Regions from separate parts of the Homo sapiens genome. Here region 2 is linked to region 1. Evidence: chromatin loops called from intact Hi-C (ENCODE). Cell type or tissue: ascending aorta. All regions are shown on one strand. Each heading gives the region's core, and the rest is flanking DNA. Links, peaks and the distances in the headings are about the cores only.

The links. Peaks named below come from ENCODE experiments on the same cell type or tissue, not always from the same donor. Only the 100,000 strongest peaks of a DNase experiment are listed, where the experiment ranks them.
Region 2: a loop joins it to region 1, with 14 times the contacts of the local background. A loop is called at or near these places in 29 of 110 quality-filtered maps.

What each region holds. Positions count from the first base shown.
Region 1 is chr10:46,225,392-46,231,779 of GRCh38, reverse strand. It overlaps the pseudogene ANTXRLP1. Among named protein-coding and RNA genes, the nearest start is that of ANTXRL, 58 kb to the left of the region's middle. RefSeq lists an enhancer at 2,745-3,399. In ascending aorta, for the core only: CTCF peaks have their summits at 2,322 (motif pointing right) and 3,057; a DNase peak (open chromatin) is centred at 3,049.
Region 2 is chr10:46,321,222-46,327,609 of GRCh38, reverse strand. All of the region lies in intron 16 of ANTXRL (ANTXR like), which reads right to left. Among named protein-coding and RNA genes, the nearest start is that of ANTXRL, 37 kb to the right of the region's middle. In ascending aorta, for the core only: a CTCF peak has its summit at 2,389 (motif pointing right); no DNase peak of the experiment used is centred there; H3K27ac peaks cover 1,576 bases.

The sequences.
Region 1 (6,388 bases), core at 478-5,477:
AAAGAAAGGGAATTAAAATAACCTAAAAGTGTAGAGAGATTTTATCTCTTCCTCAGATTGGGTTGTCTCTAATTAATGACAACTATGTTTCTGCCCTGGGAGGTTCAAGCCCACTTCTCTGCAGCTGGCCTGTGCTCCTGTGTTAACCCATGTGTAAACATGAAGATGCTGCTTTCCATCTCTGTGGCTCTGAGACCCCATAAGGAGAAATGCATGTGCAATTTCATGAAGAGTTGTATGTGATCCTGGTGAAATCAACATACGTTTGTTAATGGGGATTGAGAGCCTTTGGAGTTTAGCCAATGTGAACTCAAGTTAGGGCCTGTCATCCTTCCTCATCCCTCAAGGGAGGAAGTCATAGATTAAGAAGGCGAGCTTAGAGGACATCAGAGGGGAGAACCCCTCCACCCTGGCCACCCACAGGGACCCTCCCAGGCTTTCTGTGTTGAACAGTGACAGTAGGAGCAGGCAGAGGGAACTTTGCCAGCCACCCTTCTGTGGGCCACTCCAGCCCTGCCTCCTCCACTCCAGCTGAGTTGATCTCCCTGGTTTGGCATCAGTCAGAAGCTCCTCACCCTAGTGAAGGGAGAAAAGGGGGCACAACCCTTGGTCATGCAGGTGGACTGAGTTGCAGGTGGGCTGCCTTTTTAAATTTTAGATTCAGGGGGCACATGTGCATGTTTGTTTCAAGGATATATTGTGTACTGGTGGAGATTGGGCTTCTAGCGTAGCCATCACCCAGATACTGAAAATTGTTTCCAATAGGCAGTCTTTCAGCCCTCATCCCCCTCCCACCCTCTTATTTCCCACCTTATTTCCATCCTTATGTCGATGTATACATATTGTTTAGTTCCCACTTATAAGCGAGAACATGCAGTATTTGATTTTTTGTTTCTGAGTTAGTTCGCTTCGGATAATGGCCTCCACCTCCACCATGTTGCTGCAAAGAACATAATTTCCTTTTTTATGGCTGCATAATATTCCATAGTGTATATATACCACATTTTATTTATCTGGCCAACCAATGATGGATACTTAGATTGGTTCCATGACTTTGCTATTGTGAATAGTGCTGAGTTAAATGTACGAGTACAGATGTCTTTTTTTATATAATGATTTCTTTTCCTTTGGATAGATACCCAGTAGTTGGATTACTGAGTAACATGGTAGTTCTATTTTTAGTTCTTTGAAAAATCTCCAAGCTGATTTCCATAGATATTTAATTAATTTACATTCCCACCATCAGTGTATGAATGTTTCATTTTCTCTACATCCACACCAACATCTGTTGTTTTTTAACTTTTTAAAAATAGCCATTCTGACTGGTATAAGATGATATTTCAGTGTGGTGTTAATTTGCCTTTTTCTAATAATTGGTGATGTTGAGAATTTTTTCATGTGTTTGCTGCTTATATTTCTTCTTTTGAGAAATGAGTGTTCATATCCTTTGCTCAGTTTTAAATGAAGTTCTTTGGTTTTTTCTGTTTAGTTGTTTGACTTCCTTATATATTCTGGATATTAGTCCTTTGTTGGAAGCATAATTTGCAAATATGTTCTCCCATTCTGTAAATTATAGGTGTATTCTGAGTTTCTTATATTTTGAAGTCTACCTCTCTAGAAAGATTAAGGAAATTTTCCTGAATTATTCCCCCAGATATGTTTTCCAGCTTTGCTTACTTTTTCTTATTTTCTCTCAGGAATGTCTATAAGTTATAGGTTTGGTGAAAATCCCATCTTTATTTGTTCTTTTTTAAAATTCATTTTTCTATATTTTTGTCTGACTATGTTAACAAAATACCAGTCTTCAAGATCTGAAAATTTTTTCTTCTGCTTGGATCATTAAAGCTTTTAACTGTATTTTGAAATTCTTTAAGTGTATTTTTTATTTCCGGAAGTTCTGTTGTTGTTTTAAAGGTATTTATCTCTTCCTTCATTTCCTGGTTTGCTTTCATGGTTTCTTTGTGTTAGTTTTCAACTTTCTCTTGGCTCTCATTTACCTTCCCTGCAATCCATACATTTAATTCTTTATCTGTAATTTTGGGGTTTTCATTTTCGTTGGGGCTCATTGCTGGAGAGCTAGTGTGATTATTTGATGTTGTCACAACATTCAGATCTTTCATGGTGCTAGAATTTTTACACTGGTTCCTTCTCATCTGGAGGAGCTGACACTTCTTATGTTCAAATTTATTTTCATTTATGTGGGATATTTTCTCTGTTATCTCTCCCTCCCCCCGCCTTGAGGGTGTCACTGTAGGGGTTATGGCCTTTCTCCTGCAGCCCTGTGCACTTCTGTTTTTTATTGGGCTGTGCAGTTCAACCTGCAGGCCAGTAGGGGGCACTTCTGTGTTAGGGAACCTCTTTTCGCTCCATGGGGGTCCCAGCTGTGCAGGCTTTACTCTCCTCTGCTGTCTGTGATTCCTGTCATGTCTCTGGTGAATTTCAGCATGCTCTCTTAAAGGATCTATTTGAAGTGTTAGTATTTACTCACTATTTTGATGCCTGAGAGATTCTCACTAACTACTGGCTGTGGCATAAGCGCATGGGTGTATATCTGACCTTTGCTCACTGAGGTGCTCTCTATTGTTTCAGCTGATGGACTGGACAGCAGAATGCCAGGTTCCCTGAGCTTCCTGCTAAGAGTAGGTTGGGAGGGTGGAAGAGAGGTTGCAGCTGGGCAGAGCTGGAACCCTGGCTTTCCCACAAATACCCCAAATGATAAGCGTAGGCACCAGCCATGATAGGGGTGGCTGGGGGAGCTCCTGATGACATGCACAGAGGTCTCTGTGGTGGGATGAGGGGGCTGCACTGGCTCCACGTCTAGATAGGCAGGAATGCAATCTGCTTCCCTATCACACCCCTGTTCTGGGGCTGGTGTCTCAGTTCAGATGCACACTGTGGTCTATCTGCAGGCCACAGTGTGGCTGAGAGACGTGGAAAATGCCTGTCCTGTGCCTCTCCGCAGGAGTGGCTTCAGGGTGGAAATTCTTCACTCAGCCCAATGCAGGCAGTTGTATGGCTCGCCTGTTCTCCAATGTGGTAATGCCGCCACCCCATGGAGAGAGGGAGAATGGCTCTGCCTGTCAGCCATGTGGGTGGGAGTCATGGCTAGTGTTGGCTGCTTGGGTGGGCCCAAACTCAGGTCCAGAGGGTAGTCAGGTGCCAGCGATGTTGGACTGGGCTAGGTAATTCCCCAACTCCCACACCTCTCAGTGACCCACTAGATGGCATGTAGGAGTCCTGATGTGGCTGGACCAGGATCTAGTCAGCCCAGAGTTCAGGTGCTGGCTGTGATAGGGAGGGGTGGGCTGATCCCCTGGAGCCTGAGAACAGATCACAGGACTGTGGGGGCTGGGCTTTCCGAAGGGCTCCAGGCCACAGCTGCAATGTTCAGGCATAGCAGGGTGGCTGTGCTGTGCACCGTTCACCCAGGAGGGCAGGAATCTTCAGCTGGGGCAATGAGCAATGATAGTTGTTGGGCTCATGGTCCACTTGCACTTCTCTCCCAAAGCTGGATTTTGCTGTTAGGAGCTCAGGAAGGTGCCTGACCTTCCTGCTCCCTTCCTGGCCTGGGGCAGCAGAGGCAAGCCTGTGGTGGAACGGGCTAATGGGCAGCCTCTGGGGGTTGGGTTCTCAGGGGAACAGTGAGCTGTGGCTGTCATGCTCAGTCAGGGGTGGGCGGTGGCACTGGCAGCCTGTCACCAAAGCAGGCAAGTCCCGTTTGGCAGAGAGGAGCAGCAGAGGGAAGCCTTGTCTACCCACTCCTCCTTACCACAGCTGCAGTATCTGTCTTTGGGGCACACGAAAGTGCCCAGTTCCCCTCCATGGCAGGCAGCAGCAGCTGCACCAGGCAGATCAGGGATGAAAAGCCTGTGGGATCCATGTAGGCTTGAGCAGTGCCTCTGCACAGTCTCCAGCAGGCTCCCTGTGTTCATCTGGAGGCCCGGGGGCAATGAGAGGGCTCCCTGTGACTAGGATTGTGAAGGTCCATGGTGGAGTTGTGAAATTTCAGGGTTCTCTCACTTGCTCACCTCTTCCCTGTGTTAGGGAGCCCCTTTCCGCTCCATGGGGGTCCCAGCTCGGCAGGCTTCCCTCTCCTCTGCTGTCTGATTCCCATCATGTCTCTGGTGAATTTCAGCGTGCTCTCCTAGAGGATCTGTTTGAAGTGTTAGTATTTACTCACTCTTTTGATGCCTGAGAGGTGCCAACTAACTACTTCTACTCCTTGGCTGCCACTGTTCCATTGCCCCCTCCTCGGGGGAGGGGCAGCATAATTTCAGAAAACAAGTCTCACATCAGAGCTGCCCAAAACCAAAGTGTACAAAAGGGAACACGGTGGGCAATTTTTATTCCTTATTTTAGACCAGAACTATAAGAACACACATTTCTGAGAGTCCAATGGATGTCACGTTAAGCACCCCTGTAGAGCTGGAATGAGCCAGAGCAGGTGAGGTAACGAGTAGCCCCACATGGAAGCTCACAAGAAGCCAGGGCACTGCTCACCCCTGGGATGGCACAGAGAGGGTCCAGGCCCCCAGGGGCACTGCAGGCCTCCGTTGGTCATTCAGGGACCTCAATATGCAGGGGAAGCTCTGCCAGGCAAGAGCATTCTTTTGAGATCAGCTTCTTATCAGCCAGACAGAAGGAGCAGGGCTAGGCTGGGTGACAGGCATGTGCACCTGCCACTGCCATGAGCTCAGACACAGCCCGCTGAGCTGCAGGGGAGGCTACAATTTAGTAGCTGTGCATCCAAGAAGGAGTTGGGGATAGATTTGTGGACAGTGCCCAGTCCCCGCTAGGGCACCAATCACTGAGGGCAAGGACCCTGGAGCTTTAGCTCTCCTACTGGTTTTCCTAACCTACCAGGGAAGGCTCCCTTCATGGCAAGACCCTGGTGGGACTTTTGGAGGCAGATGTGCACACCCAGTCTGCACACCTGTATTAGCTGAACTCCTCACAGGGGCTTAGAAACAGACTGGAGAGGAAAATGTACACGTAGGAGGTTTCTTTTGTTAGGGAGTCCTCTGGGGAACACCATGGTGAGGGAGAGAATAACGGCAGGAACCAGACCCACATAGGATGTGCTACCGCAACCATCTCCAATCAATGGGAAAATAAATGGCTATCCGTTTGCAGGAATGTGTTATTTAAGGCACTTTTCCTGGGGTCCTGAAACTTCAACTGTCAACCCACAAGCCCCAGCAAAAAGGCATGGAGGTGATTGGGACAGGGACTGCCTAGTGACAAGGTGAGCCCTTAGATCCCCCACCCCACACCCACCACCAGGGGCTCGAGCCTCCAAGAGAGGAGGCATCAGGTGGGTTGAAGTGTAGGAAAGTGTAGGAGGGCTGGGCTGGGCTTTAGCAGCTGAGTCTTCTGGCTCTAGTCCAGAGCCCTGTGCACTTCCCCAGGTTGCCCCCTTCCGCAGTTGGGAGCTGAACCACCAGGCCCTCCCAGATGGCTGCTTAATGGTGAAGCTGCCTTAGTGCAGCACTCTGATCATTTATCATTAAAGTGGGCAGAGCCAGAACTCCCAGAGCTCAATGGGGCCTTGATACATCCTAAGCTTCTACTCTGTGCTAGACCCTTGGTCCTAGGAGGTGGGGACGTCACATCAGAACACCGGGGAGTTTTATCAACTTTCTTTTATCCTCCTTGGGTATGTGCTGCTGATCACCGCGGGTGAATTGTTGTAGACTCACTAATATTTTGTGACCTTGGCTTGCTTTCTTCACATTTGATAGATTAGGAAAGTACAGGTCTGAGAATTTATAGCAACTTGCTTAACATCCCACAACTTTTAAGTGGAGGAAGCAGGAGTCAATGCAGAGCAGCTGTCTGCAGAAGTGTACTGGGCACTCGGTTCCTGTCCGCAAGTGCAGAATCTGCAACCAGGAGTGGGGATATGGGGGAAGTATCCACCTGCCTCTCACAGAGGCTAACAGCCTAGAGCATGTCCCCAGCTTCCTGCCAGGTCATCACTAGAGCCTGAAGGAACCCCTCCACCTGGCTGGCCAGTGGACCCAGCTCTGGGCTGGGGCGAGGCTCCCTCACCACTGACGGTTAGGTAAACTGTCCTCCTGGCCGGCCTGGGCTATTCCTGAGCTTGCTGCTCAGCCCCTCCCTCCAATCACTCAGCTCAAGTCTCCAAGCCTGGGCTAATGGCTTGGGCTCTTTGAAGCCAGGAGCCTCCCCCAGACTCCCACCAGGCATGACTGCAAAACTCCTCGCATGCACACATATACAACCACACATCTACATGCCTGTGTTGAAGCTTGTGTGTCTACACAAAGCTGTGGTCTTCATGCAGTTCCTCTGACCCCTTCTGTAAACACCAGAATTCCCTGAGTAGGCTCAGCATGTAGAGAGAGACAGGGGCAGAAGGGAACTC
Region 2 (6,388 bases), core at 489-5,488, 96 kb before region 1:
GGGCCCTTCTCCCATCTAGGCCCCGTCCTGTGACCTGCCCTCTCCTGCCCCTGCCCTGCTAGTCCCCATCCAGGATGATGCTGACTTTCCCCTTGTGCCCCCTCAGACCCTGTCCTGAGCCACCTGTGTCTGCAGCTGCCTGTCCACCCTCCTTCATGCCCGATTGGGCTCCTGCCACCTGTTCAGGGATTCAGGCTTCCTTCTTAGTACAATCCAAGTGTGTTAGCCTGCTCTCCCTGACTCCACCCATCCCCAAATCTAGTCCTCCCAGGACCATCTTCCCTCCCAGCTCACACCCTCCAGAGAAGCTCTGCACTGCTGGCAGGATCCAGTCCCTCCACCCAGCCTGCACGCCAGACCGTCCCCTGCCAGGTTCCTGGGGTCTCCATACCCTGCCTTCAGGCAATCACAGCCCAGCTACTAGAAGAGCTGGCCATGCCCTGGCACCCTCCCTCGCTCCTCTTGAGGGCTCTGCTCCTCACCTCTCCATGTTGCACGCCCAAGCCCAGCCATCCTGAGCCTCAGCTCTGGTGCTGCCTCTGACAAGCTGCCTTCCTTGAAGGGGAGCATCCTGGTCCCAAAGCCCCAGAGCACTAGAGCTGAATCTCTTTCTCTTTCTCCAGACAGCCTGTCTCTCTCCTTGCAGCACAGAGTTGGGGTCCCTTCACATAACAGCACCCTCACCCTGCCTGCCCCAGGTCACACACAAAGCTCAAGGCCGTACCCAGAGCAAGAGCGACCAGAGAGTCTATGGGCTTGGCCCAGACCTCCACCTGGAGGAACACGGATGTTTTCTCCACGTTTCCTTGGGGCTCAAGAAGGTTCAGCACTGTATTCCACCCACCACTGCCCTCCTGACCACAAGCCGACTGGACCCAGAGTGCAGGTCACTCCATCAGGATGTGCTGGACCACAGTCCAGGCCTCACAGAGGTGGCTTTGTCATGGGGGCTTGAAGCCCCACCTCACTCCTCCTGGGCACCACCCAGACTATAAGGCCCAGGCAAGATCTTGGCTTCTGGTCAGTGCTCTCCTCTGTCCACTCAGGCCTCAGCCCCCAACCTTTTTTCCTCTGAGCAATCCCTAGGGGCAGCCAAGGCCATTGTGCTCAAACCCTCTTCTGGCATGGTTAGAAGGCATGGCGGGAACCAGAAAGGATAATGCCACTCCCAGAAGGAGTTGGCCCCTCCTCCTGGCACTGCCACCCAGCCTGAGGGATCTGTGGGGATGTTGTGAGGGGCTGCCTCCGTTCATTTTTGTGGGAGGAGGAAGTGCCAGCTGTGGGGCTCAGGGGCCTGCTGACTGCTGTCCACTCATTTCTCCCTGCCTTCCATCATCCCTAACACCAGTGCTGGGTGAGGGCAGGGGTGAGTCACCCTGCCCAGCCCCTGTTCCTTCCTTTTATCCATCTCTACTCACAGCTATTCCTCTTTTTATCCATCTCTACTCACATACTATGAGTCCACTAACATTTTTAATAAATAACCCTTTTAGCATGAAGATGAAAAAAAAAAAAAACCCAGATGCCTTACAAAGAAAGACCTTCTGATCAGCCAGGCCTTCCTGTGATAAATACCTTTACTCCATGGCCTAAAACTGAGCTTAGAGCCACTGTAAAGGACTTCCCTAACCCAAGGGTGAAGGCTCAAGGGTTTACTGAGGAATTTCGAATGGCTCCCTGACCTTAACCAATTTATTCACATAATATTGGGGCCTGGTGAAGCTAAGAAATGGATGGCAGCAGCAGAATGGGGTGGACCTGAGGAGGATATTAAAGACCCTCAAAAACCCCTGCATGAGAAGAGGTAAAAGGAGCTAGAGAAAATGCTGAACACATTTTACATTCAGTTCCTAAGATTGTTCCAGAAAAAATTGATTGGTGCATCATCCAACCCTGCAGACCAAAGCAGGAGGAACCAGTTTCAGATTACAGAACTTGCTTAGAAACACTGTTTCTGAAATATTTTGTGCTCAAAATATAGCAAGGAGTATTTCCTTCAGAGACTGGAATGGCATTAACTGCTGTATTTACAAATGAGCTCCGTCCTGAACTTGGCAGTTCAATTAAAACCCATAAGCCAGGATGGAAAGTTACAGACATGACTGAATTGGTGGCCTTAGCTGAACATTTTGAGAAGACTCTAGAGCAAGAAAAAACCCAAAAGGCTAACAATCTTATGCCTCTCCAATTACACCAGTTACAGGGGCCAAGACCAAAGGGACCTTCTCATTTTTATTTTAAATCACAAGCAAGAGGTGCAGAATAAGGAATTCCTTACCCCAAGGTAGATGCCTTCATTGCAAACACCCAGGACACTGGGAAAGGAGATTGTTGACTTTTGTCTCAGTCTACCACCAAGGCTCCTCCCTTTAGGCTGGACTGGTTCACCACTAGAGGGGACCCAAGAGATTTTAATGCTCAGAATAATAAAAATAGACAGGGCTCAGGGATTCTCTAGTAAACTCTCCCCAAAACACCCTTAAATAAACATAGAAAAACAAGATGTAAGCTGGGAATCCTGTGCAATGCTGGTGTATACCAGGGTCGCCTTATCCAGCATAAACCCTACTTTAAAAAGCCAACAAATCTCTTGGCGTGAAAGGATCATCTCTGTGGTGAGGGTTTCGAATCAAGTTCAAGAGGCTTCCATATCTGAACCCGCCTAATCAACTTGAGGATATTTGCAAGAAAATATACCTTTCTACTATGTAACAGTGATCCAGTAAACTTGCCAGGGTAGGACTTTCAGAGTTGAAAGGACACATACAATTCTCCTCAGAGGGAGAAGCAATCGTAGAGTTTCCTGACTCTCCTGAACCAGAATGGTTATGCTCTCTACAGACAAATCGATAAGATCAAAACTCAGGCCCATAATGAAACACCTTTCTAAAACACCTGAATATTTATGGGTCTCTTCCTCAAATGATAGAGAAATAATTAAAAGTGCGGCGTCTATAAAGGTCCAAACTGGTTATTCTAAGTCTTTCCTAAATTACTCCAATATACGCTAAAACCTAATGAAATTAAAGGGCTCTCAACAATTGTAGGAGATTTAACTAAACTAGGATTTAGAATTCCATGTACCAGTCCTTGTTAACACTTCCATCCTACCAGTTAAAAAGCCAAATGGATGAGGTTGAAGATTTGTTCAAGATCTACAGCTAATTAATAAGATTATAATACCAAGATTTCCCATAGTCCAAAATTCAAATACTTTATTACCTAACGTACCCACTGATTTAAAGTGGTTCATGGTAATAGACCTCTGCTCAGCCTTCTTTAGCATTCCGGTTCATAAAGAGAGTCAACATTTGTTTGCTTTTACTCAGAAAAATCAGCAGTACACCTGGCCTTTTCTATTTTTCCCAGGCATTGCCTCAGTACTTAATAACCCTACAGTCTTCTGGACATTCTACTGTTACTCAGTATGTAGATTACCTGTTATGCTCTCCCACTCAACAGTGCTCTGAAATTGGCTCAATTTACCTTCTATAGCAACTCACACATAAAGGTCACAAGGCCTTGATGGAAAAACTTCAATTTTCAAGAGAAATATTTCACTATTTGGGACATGACCTGACTGCTGAAGGGATTTCCCTTTCACCTGGGAGAATTCAAAACTATTCAACATTTTCCTTGGCCTGGAACCAAAAGACATTTAAGAGGTTTTCTTGGACTCACAGGATATTGAGGATCCTGGGTTGCAAATTTTCCCTTAATTGCCTCACCATTGTTTTAGCTCACTAGAAATGCAGTATGGGAATCTTTACCTCGGAAAGACAGTCCAGGCTTTTAACCATGAAACTGGCCTTATGACAGCCTCCAGCTTTAGGACTTCCAAACTACACTAAACCTTTTACCTTGGTTGTTCATGAACACAACAATCAGGTATTAGAAGTTCCTACTCAAGAACATGGGGGAAACATAGGCCCACTGCATATTCCAGTCTGCAATTAGACCCAGTAGTTAGGGAATATTCTAATCATTTAAAAGCAGATGTAGCAGCAGCCAAGTTGGAAGCTTCATCCGAGCTTGTTTTAGGGAATGAACTCAATTCACAAGTCCAACATGCTGTGAAAAGTCTATTAAGTTTCAACCAAACACAGCATTTTTCAGCAAGCCATCTAGCATCTTATGAAATTCTTCCCGATGTCTTCTAATCTCCATCTAAAATGCTGCAACCTACTTAACGCTGCTATTGTATTAACTCTTCCTGACTCTGGTGATGACCACAATTGTGTAAGTGCAGTATTGGAAATAGTGGCCTCTTGCGTTAATTTACGAGACAGTACATTGGCTAATCCTGAGTTATTATTTTTTTGTTCATAGGTCCTATGCCAAAAACTCAAAAGAAAATATCAGGCAGGATATGCCATTACCACCCAAAATGAGCTAATAGAGGAGGGAATTCTTCCTCAACTTAAGTCAGCTCAAACCACAGGCTTTTTGCTCTCACCCAAGTCTGTCCTATAGCTAAGGACAAGTCAGTAAATATTTACACAAATAGAAGACATACTTTTGGAGTAGTACACAATTTTGGCATTTATGGAAACAACAAAGGGTTTCTTACTTCTAGTGGGATCCTCATTAAATAAACGGACTCCAAATAGATAAACTCCTTTCTGCTACCTGGTTACCATCAGAGATGGCCATTATTAAGATTGAAGCTCATACCTGTAAAACTGAACCTGAATATAAAAGGAATGCTCTAGAAGGTATTTATGCCAAATCAGCTAGTGCTGAAACTATTAGGATATACGATTTAAATTAACTCCATAAGATTGATCCAAGTCAATTCTCTCATGATGACCTACTCAGTAAACACTGCAATGCACTTGATTTGGAAAAACAAATTTGGTATCTAAAGGATGTAAATTCAATGTTAAGCATAGACTCACAGAGGGCTCAGATGGCTGCCTGGCCCTTCCTGAGTCTTTGAAGCTTCTACTATTAAAAGCTCTGCATCCCACAACTTGTCCTGAAACAGAATCCATGTTATGAAGAAATACTGGTGGGATGACTGTTTCAAAGTTGCTAAAATGGTTTATAATCAATGTTTGGTTTATCAAACTCATAATCCTGGGAAAACAATAAAAACTTCAGGTAGTATATTTTCACCACTTGATGGGCAATTTCTTTTTTTTTTTTTTTTGAGATGGAGTCTCACTTTGTCACCCAGGCTGGAGTGCAGTGGTGCAATCTCGGCTCACTGCAACCTCTGCCTCCCAGGTTCAAGTGATTCTCCTGCCTCAGCCTCCCAAGTAGCTGGGACTACAGGCATACGCCACCACACCTGGCTAATTTTTTATATTTTTAATGGAGATGGGGTTTCACCATATGGCCAGGCTGGTCTCAAACTCCTGACCTTGTGATCCACCTTCCTTTTGGACACTTACAGATGGACTTCCTTCAGTTGCCAACCTCAACGGGGTATCAGTATGTCCCTGTAGCAGTTTGTATGTTTTCTGGTTGAGTAAAGGCTTTCCCATGTGGGAAAGCTGATTCAATGACAATAGCCAAGAAATTATCAGAAAATGTGTTTCCTTCTGGCGACTCGCTGGAGAAATCTCCAGCAATAAGGAAACTCATTTTACTGTGCAAGTTATAAAGCACTTAAGATATTATGGACATGATGGCACTATCATTGTCCTTAGCCCTCTGTCTTCTGGAAAAGTTGAAAGAACAAATGACATCTTAAAACTCAAATTGACAAAGTTAACTGAGTCAATTGGGTTGCCTTGGCCAAAGGTACTATCATTGGCTTTGATGATAATCAGATACGCTCCTACTGGAAAACATAAGTTGATACCTTACGAAATAGTCACTGGAAAGCATATGCCCCTAGTAACAGAACCGCATGCCTCTCCCACTCTCCTAAACTCTGATATGCTTAAACTTGGTAGGCTTTAATGCATTATGTCAAAGTGTATTCTCACCAGGTAAAGGAAGCTTTTTATGATGCACTGACTGAGGATAATCAAACCTTTCATGGTGTAGAATCTGTAGCTTGGGTCTTCTGGAAATTATGTCAGAGGAAAATTGCTTTGAACCTCATTGGAAGGGACCATACCGAGTCCTTGTCACCACCCACACTGCAGTGAGGCTTCAGGGCCTTGGACCTTGGGTCTGCATTTCACAACTCAGAAAGGCCCCTTCAGACTCTTGGGACTGTATATATATTGCAGACTTTCAGGTAAACCTGATGAGAGAAATTTCTCCCCAGAAGCAGACAACATCCTAGAAATGGACAACTTTTCAAAGATCATAAATTAAGATTTCTCTGACATCATGGAAAACTTAAGTTTTTGTCTTTTCCCCTCATCTCCTGCTGTCCTAATCCTTTCCTTTTCTCTACAGGAAAATTCATGGGACCATAATCAGTGGATGG